2 separate regions of the Homo sapiens genome follow, and region 2 is linked to region 1. Evidence: read pairs that join two places in POLR2A ChIA-PET (ENCODE). Cell type or tissue: MCF 10A. All regions are shown on one strand. Links, peaks and the distances in the headings refer to the core of each region. The heading gives the core; the rest is flanking DNA. Region 1 has its middle 95 kb from the start of SKAP2. Region 2 has its middle 5.0 kb from the start of SKAP2.

Evidence for each region. Peaks named below come from ENCODE experiments on the same cell type or tissue, not always from the same donor. Only the 100,000 strongest peaks of a DNase experiment are listed, where the experiment ranks them.
Region 2: POLR2A ChIA-PET joins it to region 1 with 5 read pairs; 4 of 35 experiments call an interaction of 5 or more read pairs at or near these places.

Annotation. Positions count from the first base shown.
Region 1 is chr7:26,957,899-26,960,828 of GRCh38, reverse strand. No RefSeq gene overlaps it. Among named protein-coding and RNA genes, the nearest start is that of SKAP2, 95 kb to the right of the region's middle. In MCF 10A, for the core only: no CTCF peak of the experiment used is centred there; a DNase peak (open chromatin) is centred at 1,758.
Region 2 is chr7:26,868,137-26,871,066 of GRCh38, reverse strand. No RefSeq gene overlaps it. Among named protein-coding and RNA genes, the nearest start is that of SKAP2, 5.0 kb to the right of the region's middle. In MCF 10A, for the core only: no CTCF peak of the experiment used is centred there; a DNase peak (open chromatin) is centred at 1,756.

The sequences.
Region 1 (2,930 bases), core at 285-2,784:
CGTCCTACAACCTTGACTATAACAAGCTATAATCATTGTTAATTTCATTTAAAATTCTTTCAGACATAGATACATATTGCCTCAAGAAGAGCATTTTGGAAGCGTAAAACATGCTCCCTATCTTCCTAAGAGTTATTCTTGTTACCACCACTGTTACTCCCTACCTCCTGGTTTAGCACCCTAGGAATTTAATAGCTTTTCAAAGCTCTACCATGAATTTACAATGTCCCAATGTCCTTGAAGACAATCACATTCCCCTGTGTTTGCTGCTCTGGGTCTCGCTGCCCTGGGTCTCAAGGAGATCAGAAAGCAGGGTGGCTGCAGATAAGAATAGTAGTCTGATATCTGCTGTTTCAACCCAAATTAAAGATACTCTGGATTCTCAGAGTATCACAGAAACAAGCAGAATCTAATTGACCCAGAACACAAGACATAGAGTGAGAGGCTGTGGTGTTTCCTTGGGTCTACTCAATTTCTAGGGGCCTTTTGGTAATATAAATACCCTTTAAGATGGCATAAGACTCTCAAAAAGATAAGGCATATTCTTAAAATTGTTAAATGTTTGTTTCTTTTTTCTACTTTCCTACTCTGGTATGTTTTCATTTGAGTCTGGGCTGCCTGCCTCCAAAGTAACATAACATTAGCAGAAACTATAAAATGTTAACTACTCTGTTTGTATTTTTTATTTGTTTTCTTTGTTAGAATGTGTGGACCTATAGCTTTGTTCAGAGCAAATCTTGGCCTTATAGGAAACAATCAAACCACTCTATTCCAAAGCTAAGTTTGGTAGTTTAATTGGACAAGGTACTATGCTTCCAGTTTTAGTTTCAACTCTTTCAGTGACCCTGTGCATAATTAAAATGGAGAAAAAAAATGAAACAACAGAAAATAATGCTGCAACTTAAACAAATACTCATCCTTTCCCCAGCTCTGTCACTGACCTTTGAGATTTCATACAAACAGCTCTCCCTATTTCAACCTTCCATTTATAAGATGGGAATGAGCATTCATGTTCACCACAGAAAGTGCTTATAAAAAACATTTTGAAAATTCCAAATAAAAAGAACTAATCAATCTGCTGGCTCTGCCCAGACCTAACTGTACATCAAGCTAGAAATAGTCCTAAAGTGGTAGCTTATTGTGTAGACCTGACTGAATAGATTCATTCCCCACCTTTTCTCTGCTTGGCCTGTGTTACAGGACAGTAGATACTCTTGGTTTTTGAATGGAAGTGGTAGGCTAAAAGTCAAGAGGAAGGAAGAAGCCCTTGTATTTCTCTCAATCCCTCTCTGCCTTAGGCAACAACTCTTAAGAAGTCTGTGGCTCCTCTAGACTCTGCCTGTGGTTCTGGCTTCTATGAAGTGATGCCACTCTCCAGGCTCCAGTAACACTGCCTCTTCTCTTGGCCTTCCAGATTAGGGGGTGGCATTGCACTGGCTTTCTGCTTTTGCTTATCGCAGGCTGCCTCAATTTGCGTTTTATCCTTTTAATCACTCATATAACCAGTTTCCTCTATTTCAAATACAGTAGTCGCCTTAGTCACACTTTTGCTTTCTGCAGTTTCCGTTACCCACAGTCAATCACAGTTCTAAGATATTGAATAGAAAATACCAGAAATAAACAATTTGTTAAGTTTTAAATCTCACGCTGATCTGAGTAGCAGGGTGAAATCTCATTCCTTCCAGCTCCATCTTGCCCAGGATGTGAATCATCCCTTTGTCCAGTGTATCCACGCTGTAGAAGCTACTCGCCTGTTAGTCATTGATGTCCTTTGCTCCTTGACATCCAGCCATCAGCATCATCATGGCTTGATGAATCAGGATCGCCCAAAGCAGATGATCCTCCTTCTGACATATTGTCAGAGGGTCAATAGTATTATTGACTTAACACAGGTTAAGTACTATTTTTATCATATTATATCGAGTACATAATATCAAAATGACTAATCACTGTAGATGATAGTCATCATCCAGTTGAGGTAGTGTTCATTAGGTTTCTCTACTGTGAAGTTACTGTCTTTTCCCCCTTTTTAATACTGTACTCTTTCAAAGTAAGTCACTGTGTGCAGCTCACACTTAAAGAATGGGTAATTATGTTTACTTCTTTGAGGATGGAGTATTTACATAAATTATTGGGAATTATTCTAATTGGGAGATTAGTCTGTTCTTTTATTTGTTTATTTAATCATTTATTTATATCAGTATGGACTCAGATTTTTTTTTTTTTTTGGTTATAAGCCAATAGTATTTTACTTTGTTGTTCAAATTGTTTTATTGGGGATGACATTCCATTTACTTTCCAGATGGCCTGATATAAGAGAAATGAGAATATGCAGGGGAATGGGGAGTATACTAGGCTGGCTGGAGTGGAGAGTTTTTATAAGCAAGTGCTGAGAGATATGGTAGGAAAAGATTGGGACTATGTATGGGGGTGTGTGGAGCTGACCTTGAATATCAGGCTACATTCTATAGGCTATGGTGCCAATTTTATTTAAGAAACCAGGTTGATATGCCTGATGTTTTGTAATATATATTAGAGAAAATTTATTCAATGTGAGATTGACCATGCAGGGGTGGAGAAATAGTAATAATTTGCCATGCAGTTTGTTGACTCCACTAGGGGTCAGGGCTGGGGGCACCAATTCCTTTTCTGTTTCTTTATTGATACATACTACTCATTCTCTTTATTATATAGTGGGCATAGGTATTCAAGTAAATTATAGGAGTATTTTAAATACATTGCATGAAATTAAGTCTGAAGTGGACTGTACAGACTCATTTTCCTTCATAATATTCCGTTCCTATTAGATTTCAAGCAATGCTAGAAAGCCCTAGAGGAAGTATAAAACTGGTATATGTAACCCAATTGTCTCAGTGGATGATTGTATGTGTATATATAATCTCATTGTCTGAGGCTGGAAGATTGAAGGA
Region 2 (2,930 bases), core at 305-2,804, 90 kb after region 1:
TTTGAAGAACATAAGAAAGGCAGTTAGCTTCAGTTATAGGGATATATACATATATCTTTGAACTGGAGGATCTACTTTTGGGAAGACAAATCATAAGATTTTATCAGAGTCTAGTCTCTCCTTTGTAGAATGGTAGGGAGGCCATTACCTCTCTTAGGTTGAGATTTAAAGTTACATTTATTATTCTTTTTTTTCAACCTAATATGACTAGTTTAAAGAATGTAAAGTATGATTTGATTTACTTCTTGGTTTTTGTTATGGAAACAAGAGAAATAAGAATGTATTTCTCCTAACTTCTCTTTATTACACTTTCCATCTTATAATCAATTTCAATAACTTTAACAATAAACAGTAAAAATGATAGACTATACAAAGCATTGCCCAAGTGAATCTATCATGGACCTGTGTCTGAGAATGGCTTCCTAAATAGGGAAAATGTGTTTCACACAAAAAGTCCATTTTCTGTTATTGCCTTTTTTTATTTGGACTATGAGATGCTATATATTTTAAGGTAATCTTAATAGTTTCCTGTCTCTCACTAACAAGAATGACTTGTCATAATGAGCAGTGTAGACACTGTCCATTTGATCCACTCCAGAAAGCTGTCTATTTGATACAAGAGCAAATCACCTCAATTCCTTAGTGGAATGAGTGGAGTATAAGTAAATAAATGAGACACAGGAATTTAAAAACAGGTTCAGTTCTATCAGAAGGAAACAAAGGATTGGGACATTTGGAAACCTGGTTTAATAAAAAATGTGACAAGACAAAGAATTATGTGTGATAACTGTAGAAGGAGGAAGAATCCTCCCTAATATAAAATGTCCATGAAATAGTTGTTTTCTTCTTTAGGAAGGAAGATAATTTTGTAGCTTAAGAAAAATAGTTCTCAATTCTTTGAAGTTGGAAGACGTATATTGTAAAATGACTATTTATTTACTTTTACCTCCACCAAAAACAATTCAAATTTTCAGTGCTCTTTCTATAATTCATCACATTTTAAAATCTGGGTAGGAATTTCAGATTCCATTTTGGGGAATGGGTTTGTTTGCAGGGGTGTCTTTTTTTGTTGTTATTTTTGCATGTTTTACTTCAGCCGTAAAGTTTTTGTCTTTTATTTGTTTGTTTGTTTTGAGAGGCAAGATACAGACTCGAAAATGCTCTATTTTTTCTTTTATAACTAGTTTACTTTTATCTCAGAGAATTACACAAAAATGTCATACTGCATTTGACTTTCTAATTTTTTATTAGACTGTCTGAAGTGTTTTTGATGAACTATTAATAAAGTTGTTATTCTGTGTTAGGTTTAGGGTTCCAGCTGAGGATGAAAGATAAGTTACAACAAATTTTGTGCCCTGTAGGAGCTGGGAAGTAGCAAAGTGATTCTTAAAATGAAATTTCATGATGTCTTGCATTCACCTATGAGGACTTTTTTTTTTCAGTGCCAGGGTCTTGCTCTGTTGCCCCACGCTGGAGTGCAGTGGCGCAATCTCGGCTCACTGCAATCTCCACCTCCCAGGTTCTAGCAATTCTCTTGCTTCAGCCTCCCGAATAGCTGGGACTACAGGTGCATGCTACCACGCCCAGCTAAGTTTTTGTATTTTAGTAGAGATGGGGTTTCACCATGTTGTTCAGGCTGGTCTCAAACTTCTGAGCTCAGGCAATCCACCCACCTCAGCCTCCCAAAGTGCTAGGATTACAGGCATGAGCTACAGCTGAGGATTGTTTAACACGCAGATTCTCAGGCCCCACCCTAAAAAGACTGACTCAGAATCTCTGGGGATGGGATTTGAGAATTCACAATGTAATAGGTTCTCTCTGTGATTCTAATGAAAACTATAGTTTGATCTAGTGAAAGTTGGAGGGTAAAGGAATAAACAATTTACAATGTGACTGGAGCCCAGGAACAATGTAAGATATAATAGTAACTTCTAGGAAAGAGCCACTATCTCTACCAAGGGAAATCTAAGTGAAGGCTTAATATAGAAGCTGACATTTGCGTGGTTTTGAAAACGTGCCTTGCCAAGCAGAGATGGAGGGTGTGGCAGGGGGCATCTCAATGACTCATGTTGTCAATGATATTTTCACTAAGAGAAATACACAGTGTATACTCACTAAATGCTTTGCCTAGGAAGTTTCTGTCTGAAGCCTTCCTCCTCAGCCTCTATTCTGTGTTCTTCAGGGATTTCAGCGACTTCATTTTCGTTGATGGTTCCGCACCAGGTTTTGAGGGATTTTAATGGTTAAGAGGCACTTGAATGTAATAAATATGTATATACGTACATATATGTAATAAATACATGAGTGTATACACACACACACACACAAACAGGCATACCTCACAGATTTTCCAGGTTAGGTTCTAGACCAAACCAATAAAGCAACTATTGCAGTAAAGTGAGTCACACAAATACTTTGGTTTCCCAGTGCATATAAGCATTATGTTTACTGTAGTTTATTAAGTATGCAGTAGCATTATGTCTGGAAAAATAACTAACACACCTACTTAAAAATACTTTATTGCACCTGGGCATGTCGGTACATTCCGGTAGTCCCAAGCCACTCAGGAGGCTGAGGTGGGAGGATCCTTTGAGCCCAGGAGTTCCAGGCCAGTCTGGGCAAACATAGAGAGACCTCCATCTCTAAAAAACCCCCAAAACTTTATTGCTAAAAAATGATAATGATCATCTGAGTCTTCAGCATGTTATCTTTTTTCTGGTGGAGGGTCTTGCCTCAATGTGAATGGCTGCTGACTGATCAGGGTGGTGATTGCTGAAGGCTGGGATGGCTGTGGCAATTTCTTAAAATAAAACAAAAATGAAATTTGCTGCCTTGAGAGACTCTTCCTTTCATGAACGATTTCTCTGTGGCATGTGATGTTGTTTGCTAGCATTTTACCCACAGTAGAACTTCTTTCAATACTGGAGTCA